Linked DNA regions of Homo sapiens: region 2 is linked to region 1. A link is a loop called in an ENCODE intact Hi-C map of the cell type or tissue named here. Cell type or tissue: gastrocnemius medialis. All regions are shown on one strand. Links, peaks and the distances in the headings refer to the core of each region. The heading gives the core; the rest is flanking DNA. Region 1 overlaps CIB2 (calcium and integrin binding family member 2). Region 2 has its middle 16 kb from the start of IREB2.

Region 1 (8,885 bases), core at 690-8,689:
TAGGATTACAGGCATGAGCCACCAGGCCTAGCCAAGTAGTCAAATTCTTAGAAACAGAAAGTAGAATAGTGGTTGCCAGGGGCTGGGAGGAGGGGGAATGGGAACTTATTGATTAGTACAGAGTTTCAGTTTTGGAAGATGGAGAGAGTTCTGGAGGTGGATCAGTGGTGGTGATGGTTGCATAATAATGTGAACATATTTAATATGCCACTGAACTGTACCCATCAAAATGGTTAAGATGGTACACTTTATGGCATGTGCATTTTACCACAATTTAGAAAAACTAATAATTAAGATGGTAAATTTTCTGTTATTTTATCACAATTTTTTTTTTTTTTTTTTTGAGACGGAGTCTGGCTCTGTCACCCAGGCTGGAGTGCAATGGCGCGATCTCGGCTCACTGCAACCTCTGCCTCCTGGGTTCAAGCAATTCTCCTGCCTCAGCCTCCTGAGTAGCTGGGGTTATAGGCACGCGCCACCAGGCCAGGCTGTTTTTTGTATTTTAGTAGAGACGGGTTTCACCATGTTGGTCAGGCTGGTCTCAAACTCCTGACCTCATGATCTGCCCGCCTTGGGCTTCCAAAGTGCTGGGATTACAGGCGTGAGCCACTGCCCAGCCATTTATCACAATTTTTAAAGTTAAAAAAAGATAAGAAAAAAGATCTTACTGTCCCCCTACTACCCAAGATAATCACTAACATTTTAGTGACCAGCCTTCCTCTTAGTCTTTCTTTTTGTGAGTATATAAATATATACAAGCTTTTTTAAAAAAAATGGGATTATACTGTACCTTCTGCTTTTTTCATTTAACATCTTGCGAACAACTTTCAATATCATTAGATATTCTGATACAATATTTTAAATGGCTGCATTTAATGGATATTTCTTAATTTGTATAGTTGAACATTTAGATTTCCAGCTTTTCACGATTTTAATTTGTACTTCAGTGAATATTCTTGTGGTACCATTCACATAACTGCACATATATGGGTATTTCCAACAAATTTCCTGATCAAAGATAATGGATATTTTTAAGACTTTTGCTTTTTCCTCCCACTGCTGTTATATGCTTTTTGTCTTCTGACCCCAGATCATTCAGTGAATAACCCAAGAGTCTGAAGCTCAGCTGCCTGTCAGGGGGGCCAGCATGCACTGTAAATAAATGAAGCTGTCTAGTCGGGTGGGAACTCTTTAGAACGGACACCTGCAGAAATAGCTGCTCCTTAGCCCCAGCTAGTTGTTGCCTTGGGGGAATTCAGACCATCTTGATTAAGAAACCCAGGTTTATAGTGTAAGATCTTTCAATCTGTATATGGTGGCAGCAAAATTCTAAATTTATTATTTCGACGTAATTTAATTATTTTAAAATGCTATATGGAAACTAGGCATGAATGGTGGATTGCTGGTTTGTGACTTTCAGAGGAATTAATCTTTTCCCCATTGATTTCAAATGCTGTGTCATGGGCTCATTCTCATTTACATTGGGATCTACCACTTCTACTAGTCTGCCTTGTAAATGCCAATGTCTGTTTCATACATTGTCCTTATTATAGCTTTAAACTGTTTTAATACCTGATAGGGAAAAATGTTTCCCCAGTTTCTCTTTTTTTTCAGGGTTCCCCTGCAACACTCCTACATTTATTCTTTTAAACAAACTTTTTTTTTTTTTTTTTTTTTTTTTTTTTGCCAGTAGCTTGAAGAAACACTTAACCAAACACACTTTTGAATTGGGCTGGCTAGATCCCAAATAGATCATTTGCAGGTTTTGATTAGGGTCATATTCATTTTATAGAAAAATGAACAGATCATCGTCATCATTACAGCATTAAGTCTTTCCGATCAGGAATGCACAATAGTTATCTAAGTACCTAAAATATTTTTATATCTTTTGTTAAACTTTCATGGTTTTTTTGATACTTCAAAATTAGTACATTTTATACCAATTTTATACTTAGTTGTGTTTTTTTTTTTGGTTCTTTTAAATTGTGAATTCATTTTTTTTAATTAAAAAAAATTATAGAAACAGTCTCACTGTGTTGCCCAGGCTGGTCTCAAACTCCTGGCCTCAAGCAATCCTTTCCCCTTGGCCTCCCAAAGCACTGGGATTACAGGCATGAGCCACTGCACTCAGCCAAATCCTACTTTTGAAAAGGCTAATGTTAATACATAATAGAAAAACTATTGTGTAGAAAGGCTTCTGAACTCTTTCTATTTCAAATAGTCTTTAAGCTAATTATTTTTGGTTTTCCAGTAAATGGTAACTTGCCTCCTCTCCAGTATTTAAGTGTACTATTTTACTGTCTTAACTAATTACATTCCTCTCTCAGTATCTGTGGGGGATAGGTTCTAGGACCTCCCAAGGATACCAAAAACTGCAAATGCTTAAGTCCCTATATAAAATGGCATATTATTTGCATATAACCTTATCCACTTTGCACATCCTTCTGTATAATTTTTTTTTTTTTTTGTCAGGCAGGATCTCTGTCGCCCAGTCTGGAGTGCAGTGGTGCGATCATGGCTCACTGCAGCCTCAAACTCCTGGGCTCAAGTGGTCCTCCCACCTCTGCCTCCCAAGTAGCTGGGACTATAGGCACATACCACCATGCCTGACTAATTTATATATATATATTTTTTGTAGAGACAAGGGTGACACTGTTTTGCCCACGCTGGTCTCAAAACTCCTAGGCTCAAGTGATTGGCTCGCCTCGGCCTCCCAAAGTGCTGAGATTGCAGGTGTAAGCCACCGTGCCCAGCCCCTCCTATATACTTTAAATCGGCACCTCCTGTATACTTTAAATCATTACTACATTACTTATAACACCTAATACAATGTAAATGCTGTGTAAAGAGTTGCTATACTGTATTGTTTAAGGAATAATGACAAGAAAAAAAATCTATACATGTTTAGCGTAGATGCAATTTTTTTTTTCCAAATATTTTCTGTCTTCAGTTGACTCACATATGCAGAACTCATGGACCTGGATGGCGAATAGTACATTGATTAGTGCTCCTGGGGAGAAATGTTATATAATAATGGTGATTATAGGCATCCCACATTGATGGGTATATCCCCAGTATATACAAAAATTAGCCGGGTGTGGTGGCGGGCGCCTGTAGTCCCAGCTACTCAGGAGGTTGAGGCAGGAAAATTGCTTGAACCCAGGAGGCGGAGGCTGCAGTGAGCTGAGATTGAGCCACTGCACTCCAGCCTGGGTGACAGTGCAAGACTCAAAAAAAAAAAAAAAAAAAAAAAAAGAGAAGGAGATACCCTTTTGTTTCTGCTCCTAAGCAGAAACTCCTTTTGTTTCTGTTTTACTAAGAATTTTAAGTTTTTTTAATTGACAAAACAACATATACTTTAAAATACTTTTGACCAGGTGCGGTGGCTCATGCTTGTAATCTCAGCACTTTGAGAGGATGATGTGGTGGATCACTTGAGGTCAGGAGTTCGAGACCAGCCTGGCCAGCATGACGAAACCCCATCTCTACTAAAAATATAAAAAAATCAGCCGAGTGTGGTCGCATGCCCCTGTAATTCCAGCTACTTGGGAGGCCGAGGCATGAGAAAATCACTTGAACCCTGGAGGCAGAGGTTGCAGTGAGCCAAGATTGCGCCACTGCACTCCAGCCTGGGCGAAAGAGCGAGACTCTGTCTCAAAAAATAAATAAATAAATAAATAATTACTTCTAAAATTTCAAATAATTGAGAAGTAGGTGAAATAACAAGTAAAAGTTAGCCTCCTTCTTTTCACATTTCTCTACTCCCACCTCCCAGGGACTATCAGTGTAAACATGTAGTATATAACTTCTCAGATATTTTTCTGTATTCACATATACAGTCATAAATGCATCTATCAAATTGGTCAAAATGTTTTTTGCTTAATATGATTTGTAGCCACAGATTTCCAAATATTGAACTATCTTTGCATTCTGGAATAAATCCTACATGATCCTAACATATTATTCTTTTAAAGTCTTAGATTTGATTTACCAGTATGCTATTTTTTTCTTTCTTTACTTATCTTTTTTTTTTTTAGAGACAGGGTCTCACTCTGTTGCCCAGGCTAGAGATCCTCCTACTTTAGCCTCCTGAGTAGCTAGGACTACTGATGCATATCACCACATCCACCTAATTTTTAATTTTTTTTTTTTTTTTGTAGAGACATGGTCTCACTACATTGCTCAGGCTGGTCTCAAGCTCCTGGCCTCATGCAATTCTCTCACTTTGGCCTCCCAAAGCACATTTAGATTACAGTCATGAGCCACTGTGCCTGGCCCCCAGTATGTTATTTTATAAGACTTTTTCATCTATCTATGCAAGTGCCATTGGTCCATTCTGGATGCTACATATTAGGTTCTTGTATCAGGGTTCTTGTTAACTTTGTAAAATAAAGTGAGAGTTTTCACATTTCTTGCCTCATACTCGGGGGCAGTTCAAGTAGCGTAAGTATGGTTTCTGGTCCTGGATGTTACAGTAGGACTAATATATAACTCTTCTTGAATTCAGTGCCCTTTATTGGGGGAGAGGTGACAGAGATGTGGTTCTTTGACAATGCTTAGAGTTTCTTTCACAGTGATTTGGGTTTTCAAATTCTCCTTGGATTTTTCTTTAAAGAAAAATTCCAATGTGATTTTAGTTACTGTTTTAGAACAGATCTGTGTCCCAGGGTAGAAGCTGGCCTTCCCACCCCAGAGGATACCTCCTCAACCCTGCCAAGCACCCATAGCCTCTCTCCCTAGTCCACCCCTTCCAGGGAGCCTCTGACGTGGCAGGCAGCATGCTAAAAGCTGCCAGTTGAAGGCCAGTGGTTTTATGAACATCCAGGGGTGAGAACAGTAGAATAGCCCCTGCTTTACTGATAGAGAAACTTATCCTTCAGTGGATTAACCCACTTACCCACACTGCTAATGAGAGGTGTAGGCAGGGCTCCAACCTCAGCCTGACTTCATGCTCCTGCTGCAGCCATCCCACAAAACTTCAGAGGTGTAGGCCAACCCCTAGAAACACTCCAACATCACACTGCCACATATGAGGTGGGGTCAAGGTCAAGTGGGAAATGTAGCAGTTGGAAGCACAATGGATATGTCAAAGTACCAGATGCATGAATTATGAAAGAAGATGCCTTGTAATCCCAGCACTTTGGGAGGCCGAGGTGGGCGGATCATGAGGTCAGGAGATTGAGACCATCCTGGCTAACACGGTGAAACCCCATCTCTACTAAAAGTACAAAAAATGTGCCGGGCATTGTGGCAGGCGCCTGTAGTCCCAGCTACTCAGGAGGCTGAGGCAGGAGAATGGCCTGAACCCGGGAGGCGGAGCTTGCAGTGAGCCGAGATCGCGCCACTGTACTCTAGCCTGGGCGACAGAGCGAGACTCCGTCTCAAAAAAAAAAAAGAAAGAAAGAAAGAAAGAAGATGCATGAATTTTGAAACAAGTGGTTGTTCCTTATTTGGGGACAGTGTAAAAAAAAAAAAGTAGTTTTCCTCTATGCAAGAAATAGGAGCAAAGAAAGTCCTTGAGTGCCCTCTTGTGGAGAGTCTCAGCTTGATCCCACCGCCCTGGCATTTGCTGAGCCTCCTCCCACCCAAAGTACAAGTTTAGGGGTTTTCCCCTCCTGCTCTGTCTCCAAGTCATGGCACATCCTTGTAATTTCAGACCCTTTTATAGGAATGTGCGACTGGCAAAGTGGGCATGTGGCATTTTACTGTTCATTTGCCCTGGACAGGCTCTGAACCAGCAGATGATGTGCTTACCAGGGCTTGACTTGCAGGGAGGAGCCAAGTGGTTGGTGTCCAGAGGTCCTGGGTTCAAGTCCTGTTCCCACTGCTCATTGGCTGTGTAGGATGGGGAAGACACTTGATTCTTGAGCCTCAGTTTTCCCTACCTGAAAATGGGAGACTAATATCTACCTCTCAGGGTGATTTGGGGATTAAAATAAGTAAAGCAATCCACAGAGAAGATTAGTTCAGGGCCTGGCACAGAGTAAGCACTTGCTAAACGATAGCTGGTGTTATTATCTGTTTGAGCTGGGTAAGTAGTCAGGTGCCTTGCTAAGGACAGTAGGCAGCAGGACCACAAGAACTGGTAGAACCCAAGGAAGGTTGGGTGGCTGTGCTGAATGGCTTGATAAAGGTGGGCCTGGGGTGTGTCACAGGGTCAAGCCACTTAAAAGGAGACCTGGGCTGATCTGGCTTTGGGGGTGGCAGGGCCGGCCCAAGCCTGGGAGATACAGGGTCATACCTAATCCATTCACCAGCAGCCTAGGACATCACTTTAGGCAGGTTACCTACCTCAGCCCACAGTCAATGCCCCTTACACTTGTCCCACCCATGGCAGCACTTAATGGACACAATTTTTGTTTTTAGAGGCAGGGTCTCGCTCTGTTGCCCAGGCTGGAATGCAGTGGGGCAATCATAGCTCACTGCAGCCTCCAACTCCTGGGCTCAAGCTCAAGTGATCCTCCAGCCTCAGCCTCCCAAGTAGCTATGACTGAGCCACGATATCCAGCTAATTTTTTTTTCATTTTTGTAGAGACAGGGTCTTGCTGTGTTGCCTAGGCTGGTCTCAAACTCTGGGCCTCAAGTGGTCCTCCCACCTCAGCCTCCCAAAACACTGGGTTTACAGGCATAGGCCACCACATGCAGCTCACAATGTCATCTAAATACAATTTGTACCTGTCTTGGGATGGGGGGCTATTCTCTGGGATGACAGGGACCTGGACAAGTGGACATAGGGCAAAGAAAGACTGAATAATGGGCAGGGGGCGGGGAGGAAGGGAGCTTCCAAGTGAGACAGTGCCAGGATGCCTTACACCTTTGAGGGTCCATGCAGCTTGTTGAGGTGGGCTTGATTTCCTGGAGGCTGGGACAGGAGCTAGGGACCTGACCCATCAGTGAGGAGGGAGGGCCAGGCCCACCAGGGTAGCAGCCTGGGTCCCGATGGCCCCCAGTTAGAGAGTTTATGGGTGACCCATTCATAGGGGCTTCCTGAGGGTGTGAGGACTGCTGAGAGCTCTCCCAGAGAGACCCAACCCTCAGGGCTTAAGTTGGGGTGGTGGGGCCACGAAGTGGGCCCAGGCTTTGATGGACCCTCAGGAGTGTAAGGGGGAAGAGTGGCTAAGAGTTTCTGCTTGGATTTCCCATCTTGGGCTCAACCCATGGCCCTTGATGCTCCCTAGTTATGTGGCCTTAGACAAATCACTCTTAACCTCTTCAGCCCTGTTTGCTGAGCAGTAAGCTGGGGTCAGGATGCATCTGTCTGCACAGTGATGTGGAGGAGGATTAAATTAGGTGATGTGTTAAGTGCTTAGCACAGTATCCTGAGCATAGAAAACCCTTATGAGAGCCCAAAGGAGAAAAAATTAAAAGATTTGGACCCAGGCCCAAGGAGTGATGGTGGTGGTGCTGATGGGGTGGGTGTGGTGGAAATAGGGAGGCCTGGACACAACCTGGTTATCAGCACAGAGGTCTGGGCAGAACTCACCTCCCTCCCAACTTCACACCCTGTGGGCAGAGCAGAGAGCCTCCCATTGGCCCCTTACCTGGTCCTGGCTGAGGATGTTCTGCAGAGGCAGAGGCCTAGGCAGGACAGCACCGGGCTGCTGGGGCTTAGGGATGGCACCCCCTCCAGCGCTTTTTCTCTGCTTTCCTCCAAGGCTGCATTCGCGATTCTATGAGCTGGCCCCCAACCTCGTCCCAATGGACTACAGGAAGAGCCCCATCGTCCACGTGCCCATGAGCCTCATCATCCAGATGCCAGAGCTCCGGGTATGTGCAGGACCTCTTGCTGGCGAGCAGGGGATCTGTGCCTCTGGACCAGCAGCAGAGGCCCCCAGGTCTAGGCTGAACCCAGCTCCACCCTTTGTGTCTGCGTGGCTCTGAGCAGATCACAGAACCTCTCTGTGCCTCAGTTTCCTCATCTGTACTCTGAATAAATAAGCTATGTGGGCTCTGTAAGGGTGCTGTACATCAGTGGCCACCCAACTGCAGGCCATGGGCTTGTGCTCATTTGCTTGTCCCTTTGTTAAGTGGCCCCAAGCCTGCTGTAGTTGGCAGACCTGTGTCTGCTTTGTTAGATAACTTTTCTGTCTCCCCGTTGTCTGGCTGTGGCTTCTCACTGAGGTCAGCATGGTGGTCATCCATAGCATCATTTCTCAGACTTTAACGTACCTGTTAAAATTTAATTTTAAACTCCCCAGGGATCTTGTCCAAATGCCAATTCAGGCTCAGTACATGTGGAGTAGAGTCAGGATTCTGCTTTTCGAGCAAGTTCCCAGGTGAGACTGATGCTGCTGATCCTCAGACCATATATATCTGAATGTTTCGTTTCATGAGTTCCTTATCCATAATATGTAAAGTGCATTCAGCATTAAGAAGGCATTTGGGGCACAACTCCCCATTGCAGTGGGACTTCGTCAGTAGCCCCTTGCCAGGCCTGGGATGTGTGGCTTGAAGGTGGAGTCAGAGTGCTATATGGCATCCACTTGGGGCCTGCACTCTGGTTGTGACCTCAGTCCTGAGAGACAATGGGCCCCAGGCTCAGCCCTGGACCAGCACCCCGTCTGGCCCAGCAAGGGGCTCAAGAGCAAGCTCAGAGGGTTGCTGGAGCAGGTGAGACACTCATGGGTAGGACCCAAGTGGTCTGTCTCTGAGCCTCCCGCACTGGCCTGGGCTGGGCACGGAATGGCGCTAGCCAAGCGCTAGCTCAGTTGGGATGGAAGGGCTGCAGGATGAGTGATTTGGGGATCTAGGAAGGCATCCGTGTACAGCTCCCTGGGAGAGGCAGCATCCAAGGTGGTCTAGGGGAGAATTCACAGGAGCAGAGTGACAGCAGACCTGGGCCTGAACTGGCTGTATGGCTCTTGCTGCTTGACTGGTCCAGTTAT
Region 2 (8,885 bases), core at 479-8,478, 310 kb before region 1:
CAAACAAACAAACAAACAAACAAAGCAAAATATTACTACAAAGCTATAGTAACCCAAACAGCATGGTACTGGCATTAAAATAGATGCATAGACCAATACAACGAAATAGAGAAGCCAGATAGATGTAAACCCACAGGTTTATAGCCAAGTCATCTTTGACAAAGGCTACACATTTATAGCCAGCTGATTTTTCATAAAGGTGCCAAGAACATACATTGGGAAAAGAACATACATTGGGGAATATATTCAATAAACGATGCTGTGAAAACTGGATATCTATATGCAGAAGAACAAAACTAGACCCTCGTCTCTCATCTTATATGAAAATTAAATCAAAATTGAATAAAGACCTAAATGTAAGACCTGAACTATGAAACTACTAGAAGAAAACATTGGAGAAATGCTTCAGAACATTAGTCTGGGGAACGATTTTTTGGATAAGACCTCAAAAGCACAGGAAACCAAAGCAAAAATAGACAAGTGAGATTATATCAAGGCTTCCGTGCAGCAAAGGAAATGATCAACAGAGTGAAGGGACAACCTACAGAATGGGAGAAAATATTTGCAAACTATCCAACTAACAAGGAATTAATAACCAGATATATAAGAGGCTCAACTCAATAACAAAAAAGTAAATAATTCAATTAAAAAATGGGCAAATGGTTTGATAAACATTTCTCAAAAGAACAAGTATATGAAAAATGATCAATATCACTAATCATCTGGGAAATGCAAATCAAAACCATAATGAGATATCATCTCATTCAAGTGAAAATGACTCATCAAAAAGATAAAAAATAACTGGTGAGGATGTGGAGAAAGGGGGCCTCTTGTACACCGTTGGTGGGAATGTAAGTTAGTATAACCACAATAGAGAACAATATAGAGGTTCCTCAAAACTAAAAATAGAACTAACATATGACCCAGCAATCCCACTGCTGGGTATATATCCAAGAGAAAGGAAATCAGTATATCAATCAATGAGATTCTGCACTCTTATGTTTATTGCAGCACTGTTCACAATAGCCAAATTATGGCATCAATCTAAGTGTCCATCAACAGATGAATGGATAAAGATAATGTAGTATATATACACAATAGAGTATTATTCAGCCATAAAAGAATACAATCCTATCATTTGTAGCAACATGGATAAAACTGGAGGTCATTATATTGGGGGTCCCGAGTTTTTATTTTTCTTTCACAGAGCCATGCACAGAGATACAAATATCACATGTTCTCATGCACACGTGGGAGCCAAAAAAGCAGATCTTATGGAGTGAGAGAGAAGAATGACAGTTACCAGAGGCTGGGGGAGAGTTAGGGGGTTGAGGGGTGAATGAAGGGAGGTTGGTTAAGGGGTACAAAAATATAGTTAGAGAGAAGGTACAAGTTCTAGTGTTTGGTCTTGCTTTGTTGCCAAGGCTGGAATGCAGTGGCACTATCTCGGCTCACTGCAGTTTTAACTTCCCAGGCTCAAGCGATCCTCCCACCTGTGCCTCCCGAGTAGCTGGGACCACAGGCATGTGCTACCAAACCCCACTAATTTTTATTTTTTGTAAAGACAGGGTCTTTCTATGTTATCCAGGCTGGTCTCAGACTCCTGGCCTCAAGCAATCCTTCTGCCTCAGCCTCCCAAAGTGCTAAAATTAGAGGCGTGAGCCACCGAGCCCAGCCCAATTTGTGTTTTTGTTTGTTTTCCAAAACTTGCACCAAAGGAATTTAACTGATGTAGCTATTTACTAGCTGTGCAGTTTTGGGCAAGTTACTTAACATCTCTGAGCTGCAGTTTCCCCAGCTGTAAAGTGGGGACAATACTACTGACTACTTGGATTGTTGTGCCAATTAAATGTATGTGAGGGTTTGTATTTATTTCCAATGGTGGCTGTAACAAATTACCACAAACTTAGTGGCTTAAAACAGCACAATTTAATTATCTTACGGTTCTGGAGAAGTCTGAAATGGGTCTTATTGGGCTAAAATCAAGGTGTCAATAGAGCTGCACTCCTTTCCAGAGGCTCTAGAGGAGAATTCATTTTCTCGCCTTTTCTGGCTTCTGGAGGCTTCAGACATCCCTTGGCCCTGGCTCTCTTCCATCTTCAAAGCCAGCAATGGTGTCACTCAGACCTCTGCCTCGGTCTTCACATCTATCTCTGACTCTCTACCTCCTTCTTTCATTGATAATGAATCTCGTTATTACATTGGGGACATTGGATACTGAAGGATAATCTCCCAATCTCAAAGTCAGCTGATTAGCAAACATAATTCCATCCTAAGCCTTCATTTCCCCCTTTGCCATGTAACATCACCTATTCACAGGTTCCAGGGACTAGGGCATGGACATCTTTGGAGAGGTGGGGGAATTATTCTGCCTACCATAGTGGTCTATTCGGGTATGGACATGTATCTAGCACTCAGTGAATCATTCCCATAGACTTTTAAGCACAGATGAAGAACATTTAACCCCACTTGGAGGGAATTAAAAAAGGTTTCTAAGAAACATTAAGAGAAAATGATTTTTTTTTGAGCTGTGTCCATTTAAAAACAGTGTCCAAGGCAGGCGCAGTGGCTCATTCCTGTAATTCCAACACTCTGGGAAGCCAAGGAGGGCAGATCGCTTGAGCACAGGAATTCGAGACCAGCCTGGTCAACATGGGGAAACCCCATGCTGAAACTCTACAAAAAATAGAAATATTAGCCTGGTGTGGTGGTGCACACCTATGGTCCTAGCTAGTTGGGAGGCTGAGATGGGGGAATCACCTGTGCCCAGGGAGGTCTGGGCTGCAGTGAGCCATGATCATACCACTGCATTCCAGCCTGGGTGACAGAATGAGACCCTGTCTTAAATAAATAAATAATAGAATAAAATAAAAGCAGTCTGCCATTTATTGAATACCTCAGACAGTGTATTCAACAGTTTAGGCTGTTTGCATAAACTATTTGTAATCCTCATAATAACCTTGAAGATAAATATTATTAGCCCTGTTGTACAGAGAAGAAAACTGAGACGTGGAAAAATATAATCCCTCATTAGCACTCACTCATTAGTTGGTGGAACTAGGAAAAGTCGTTTTTGATAAGAGCAAAAGAAGAAAAAATGTCTAACGTTTAGGGCCCCTGCTAAGGGGAAGATGGGCCCAGGAGGGGCCTTGCACTGTGGTTTCCCAGATGGCCAGAGGACAGTGTCTAGGTGCTGGGAGGGATGTTTGGGGAGAGAGAGAAAAAAGGGTACAGGAATATAAAGGGAATTTGGGATGATGTGGAAGCCATGTCCCACTTAATTTACAGATTTCATAAACACTTTAAAATGTCACATGGCCAAGCGTGGTGGTTCACACCTGTAATAAATGTGAATAAAATAATAAAATTAAATGTCAGCACAAGAAGGGAAGATAAGAAACCATCTAGTTTAATAGCTTTATATATGAGCATGGGACTTGCTTAAATTCCCACAGTGAGTTATCCAGTGAAATAATGGCAGAGCAAGAATGGGAAACCAGATTGTGGGCCCCAGTCCCATATGTCTTCCACGCTCTTCTGCAGGCTGAACCAAATGGTTTGTGCCCAGAAAATAGGTGAAGTTCAGAAGTTACAGCTTGAGCTGCTGTTAGGCCTAGTGGCCTCCAGGGGGCAGCAGTAGGCATTGTCCCTTCCAGTGATGTAAAGAGAGACAATAAGCAGCGTCTGACCTTGACATCCGTAGTTAATAAAACACTGAGGGAACAATAAGGGATTGAAGTTCACACTGTATCCTGTAGCATGGCAATAAAAACGGATTTTTTTTTTAACATTTAAAACACCCAAATGGCCCTTTCAATCAAAGCCAAAGGGTCTTGCTCTGTCGCCCAGGCTGGAGTGCAGTGGTGCGATAGCTTAGTGCAGTCTCGACTTCCCATGCTCAAGCGATCCTCCCACGTCAGCCTCCCAAGTAGCAAGGACTACACGCCAGGTGTACGCCACCATGCCTGGCTAATTTTGTTGCCCAGGCTTGTCTCAAATCCTGGGCTCAAGCAAACCTCCCACCTCAGCCTCACAGAGTGCTGGGATTTCAGGGGCAAGCCACCATACCCAGCCTCAAAGCAGTTATTCTACTAGACTAGATGTCTATTCCAAATGAAGCTGTCCCTACTCAAAACATTGCAATCACTCTTCTTTTAGAGTGGCCTTCAGAGCTGAGACTGGACCAGAAGGGTCAGGCTTGAGGGTGAGCATCTGCTTTGGAGGCCATTCATCTAAAGCCTGTAAGACTAAAATCTGACTTTTTCAGGTGCCCTGGGCCTGTCTCCTACAAACTTCCACTCCTCCCCCACTGATAAAGAAATATTATCCTGGACTGGGCATGGTAGCTCACACTTGTAATTCCAGCACTTAGGAGGCTGAGGCAGGAGGATCGCTTGAGGCCGGGAGTTGGAGATCAGCCTGGTCAACAGAGTGAGATCCCGTCTCTACAAAAAATAAAGAAATTAGCCAGGTGTGGTTGTACATACCTGTAGTCCTTTCCTTGCTATTTGGGAGGCTGAGGTGGGAGGATCACTTGAGCCCGGGAGTTGAAGGCTGTAATGTGTTATGACTGTACCACTGCACTTCAGCCTGGGTGACAGAGCAAGACCCTATCTCTAAAAAGCACACACACACACACACACACACACATATATACACACACACACACACACACACACACACACACACAATCCATCCTGGTTCAGGCCACTATCATCTCTGCTCTGGATGATGACAGCAGCCTCCTAACTAGTCTCAGCACAACAGCCAGAGGATGCTGTTAAAGTGGAAGCCAGCTCATGTCATTCTTTGCTCAGAACTCCACACTGGCTCCCATCTTAGTCAGTGTAAAATTCAAAGTCCTCACGATGGCCTCCAGGGTCCTGATCTGACTCCTCCTCTTTGGCCTCATCTCCTACATCCTTTGCTCACTCTGCATTAGTCTCATTCCTTGCTCTTTGCTGTTCCTTTAACACCAAGCACAATCTCTTCTTTAGGCCTCTGCATTTTCAGGTGCCTTCTCCTAGATAGCCACATAGATTGCTCCTTCACTTTCACTGGGTCTCTGCTCCAATTTGCCCAGCTCGGTGAGGTCTTCCTGAACACCCAACATATATGGCAAACCCCAGCACCCCTTATACTCATTCTTTTCATTCCTCTCCGTAGCACTTATTGATACAGAATGGCTGAGCGCCCAGCTAAACTCCACCCTTAAGCCTGGAGCCATGGCCCTAAGTGAAAACAGCTGACCCCCTTTTTTTCCATGAAAATGTTGCTTGTTTGGTCTGCCCTGCTCCTCTCCCGTGCCCATAAAAAGACTTCAGCTGGCAAAGCAACACAAGCGGCTGACCGGTGGGGATGCAGGCTGCTGGGAGTTGGGGATACAAGAGGCTGAGCAGTGAGCAGAGAAGCAGCAACTGAGCGTTGGAGACTATGGATAGATGCAGCTAACTTCAGACAGTGCGGCTTCAGGGAAAGATCACCTTCTTCCCACACAATCCCCTTTCCAGCTCCCATGTTGCTGAGAGCCATCACCCAATAAAATCCTCTGCATACACTACCCTTGAACCCGTTCTTGTGACCTGATTCTTTCTGGATGCTGGACAAGAACCTGGGTGCTGAGAGGGCAGGGGCTTGGACACTGCTGCAGGGATGCACAGAGCCTGCTCTCACCAGAGAGAAGTGACTGGCCGGTTCCAGCATTCGTTCCCTCCGGTTCCTGTACTCGCTTGCACGCTCCCTCTCATGAGGAGTGGCCAGCGGTGGGCTGAGTGAAACAAGCCACTCCAGTTCCTGCCCACGAAGGGGGTCAAGGTCAAGGGAACCATCCCATCTCATTATCATGGTCTAATATGCTGCACATTTAACTCATTTGTTTGTTGTCTATTTCCTACTAGAACATAGGTTCCATGAGGCAGGGACTTGGTTGTTTTGTTCACTGCTGTATCCCCAGCCCCTAGAATTGGCACATGGTAGGTGTTCAATAAATATTTATGGGAGAAAAAGCATGAATCAAGTGATCCTGCAGGCAAGCTCAAAGAGAGACGCAACTTGTCTCTCTGAACCTGGAGTGGGAAACATCAGAGGCAAAGATACCTCTATTGATTCTGGTCATATTCACCTCTGTGACTTCCGTTAAGTGAGCGCTTAAATTTTCAAGTTAAAAAGGTTTTTCCCCATTGAGGGTGTATCTATGGTGTTGGCAGGAGGGATGGTGGAAAATTGCTCAAGCAGCAGCAAAAAGCAGAAGCCAGACAAGCTGAGGCTCCTCCAGTCCATGCGGTGGAGAGACCTAGGGAAGGTTTCTCATTCCTGGGTCAAATGTCACATAACCTAGTGCTTTTTCTCTCTTAGTTTTAAAACTGCCTTTGGAAAATTATGACAGTAAGAGAAATCTGACATAGTTGACTCCATCTTGCTTCTGACTTCCAAGCTGTTCTTGGTCATTCCTGGGTATAAGTCAAGTTAACCTTGGGAAGAATTCATAGTTTAACTTGAAAGCAAAGATGATAATAGTCCCTTCCTAAAACTAACTCCCTCCTCGCTCAGGGACTGACAACAGCCTATGTCAGACTAATGAAAAGCCATAAGAGGCTAGGTGCAGTGGCTCACATCTGTAATCCCATCACTTTGGAAGGGGGGGAGGTGGGCAGATTACTTGGGGTCAGGAGTTCAAGACTAGCCTGGCCAACATGGTGAAACCCCATCTGTACTGAAAATACAAAAATTAGCTGGGCATGGTGGCACATGCCTGTAATCCCAGCTACTCAAGTAGGTTGAGGCAGGAGAATCGCTTGAACTAGGTAGTTGGAGGTTGCAGTGAGCCGAGATTGTGCCACTGTACTACAGCCTGAGCAAAAGAGCAAGATTCTGTCTCAAAAAATAATAATAATAATAATAAATTTTTTAAAAAAGCCATTAGAATATGGGAGGGGCTTGAACTCTGCTAGAATGTAGGGATAACTTCTATAATCCCTAAAACATGAGCAGTAATGCTCAGGGGTCACGTGGCCAGAGGTCACAAGACTTGTGACTTTCCTAATTGCTCCTATAGATAACATCACTATTGTAGAACCTAAGATTAGATTTTTTTGAGATGTTTTCCAGACTGACCCTACCTGGACTCGTGACTCATGACTCAACTGGTCCTGTGGCCCCACCCAGAGGCGGGCTCTGTGCATGAGGACTGCTTTCCACACCCTTGTAATTTCATCCCCAACTAATCAGCAGTACCCATTCCCTAGCCCCCTGCCCACTAAATTGTCCATTAAAACCCTAGGCCTCTGAGCCTTCAGGGAGACTGGTTTGAGTGATAACTCTAGTTCTCCTGTCTGGGTCAGCCTCGTGTCAGTTAACTTGCTCTACTCCAATGCCACAGTTCCAGTGAATTGATTTTGTCTGTGCAGCAGGCAGGAAGAACTCATCTGGTGATTGCAGTTTTAGGACCCAGAATACCTTTGTGTGTTCTTAAAACAAGAAGCTTTGTCCCTGGAAATGTAATGACTTGATCCTGACATTCAGAGAGAAGGGAGATTAACATAATGTTCATGGAAGGAATTGAAGTTTGGTTCCATAGCTCAGAGCATGCCACATCCCTCTCCTATGTTCTCCCTTTCCATGCCCTCGCCATCACCTCATGTGGGGCTGGATTTCCCTGGCCTCCTGACTCTATCTGTAACAGCCAGCTGAGCTTCCTGAGGCACCAAATTGATGACAGCCACTTTCCTGTTCAAAACCCCCAGTCTGTGCACAAAAGATCAAAGTCTAAACTCTAGCTCGGCTGGGCGCGGTGGCTCATGCCTGGAATCCCAGCACTTTGGGAGGCCAAGGGGGTGCTGATCACTCGAGGTGAGGAGTTCGAGACCAGCCTGGCCAACATGATAAAACCCCATCTCTACTAAAAATGCAAAATTTAACCTGGTGTGGTTGCGGGCGCCTATAATCCCAGCTACTCGGGAGGCTGAGGCACAAGAATCGCTTGAACCCAGGTGGCGGAGGTTGCAGTGAGCTGAGATGGTGCCACTGCACTCCAGCCTGGGTGACAGCAGGAGACTCAGTCTCTAAATAAATAAATAAATAAATAAATAAATAAATAAACTCTCCAGCTTGATATTTGAGCCCTCTCACCTTCCTGGATCTTCTGCGTCATCTCACTGAGTCATCTGCTTTCCAGGGGAAGCAGGCCCTGAGCTTCCCCACATCAGCCTCTGTTTCTGCTGTTCCACCCTCACCCCCCGTTCATCTCCCATGAATGCCACCCCCTTCCTCTCCAGCTAGGCAAACCCACCCATCCATCACCCTGCACCCTTTTTTTCCCTGAAATCTTCCCAATCTTTCACACCTCAATGTCACTGCTTCTCTCTCAACATGGGTGACATCATTATTGCAGCCTTCCTGACAGCTCTTCCGGCAGACCCATGGAAGGGCTCTTTCAAACCAGGCACTGCTGAGCAAAAGGGAGGCCGGGTTGGAAGGATTTGGCAGGGCTACTGAGGACCCTTCAGCACCACTGCCTCCCACTAGGCCCATCTCTTGAGGCCCTCCCCCAGCCTCTTGGCCTTTGAACTTTCAGAGCCCTGCCCTACACATTCTGCCTGCTCTTTGTCACCCCATTCCCCGAGCTCAATCTTTCATAATGTAAGCATCTATCTCCCAGCACCGGGTATATCTGTAGTATTGAACTTTTTTTTTTTTTGAGGCAGGGTCTCGCTCTGTCACTCAGGCTGCAGTGCAATAGTGTGATCTCAGCTCACTGCAGCCTCTGCCTCCTGAGTTCAAGCAATTCTCCCACCTCAGCTTCCTGAGTAGATGGGACTACAGTCATGTGCTACCACTCCCAGCTAATTTTTGTATTTTTAGTAGAGACGGGGTTTTGTCATGTTGCC

Evidence for each region. Hi-C counts contacts between places; a loop is a spot of excess contacts. Peaks named below come from ENCODE experiments on the same cell type or tissue, not always from the same donor. Only the 100,000 strongest peaks of a DNase experiment are listed, where the experiment ranks them.
Region 2: a loop joins it to region 1, with 14 times the contacts of the local background. A loop is called at or near these places in 56 of 110 quality-filtered maps.

What each region holds. Positions count from the first base shown.
Region 1 is chr15:78,110,047-78,118,931 of GRCh38, reverse strand. CIB2 (calcium and integrin binding family member 2) reads left to right here. Exons shown (of 6, transcript NM_006383.4): 3 at 7,656-7,767. Among named protein-coding and RNA genes, the nearest start is that of CIB2, 17 kb to the left of the region's middle. RefSeq lists an enhancer at 5,385-5,474. In gastrocnemius medialis, for the core only: a CTCF peak has its summit at 5,535 (motif pointing left); a DNase peak (open chromatin) is centred at 5,571.
Region 2 is chr15:78,417,776-78,426,660 of GRCh38, reverse strand. No RefSeq gene overlaps it. Among named protein-coding and RNA genes, the nearest start is that of IREB2, 16 kb to the left of the region's middle. In gastrocnemius medialis, for the core only: CTCF peaks have their summits at 3,433 and 3,634 (motif pointing right); a DNase peak (open chromatin) is centred at 3,635.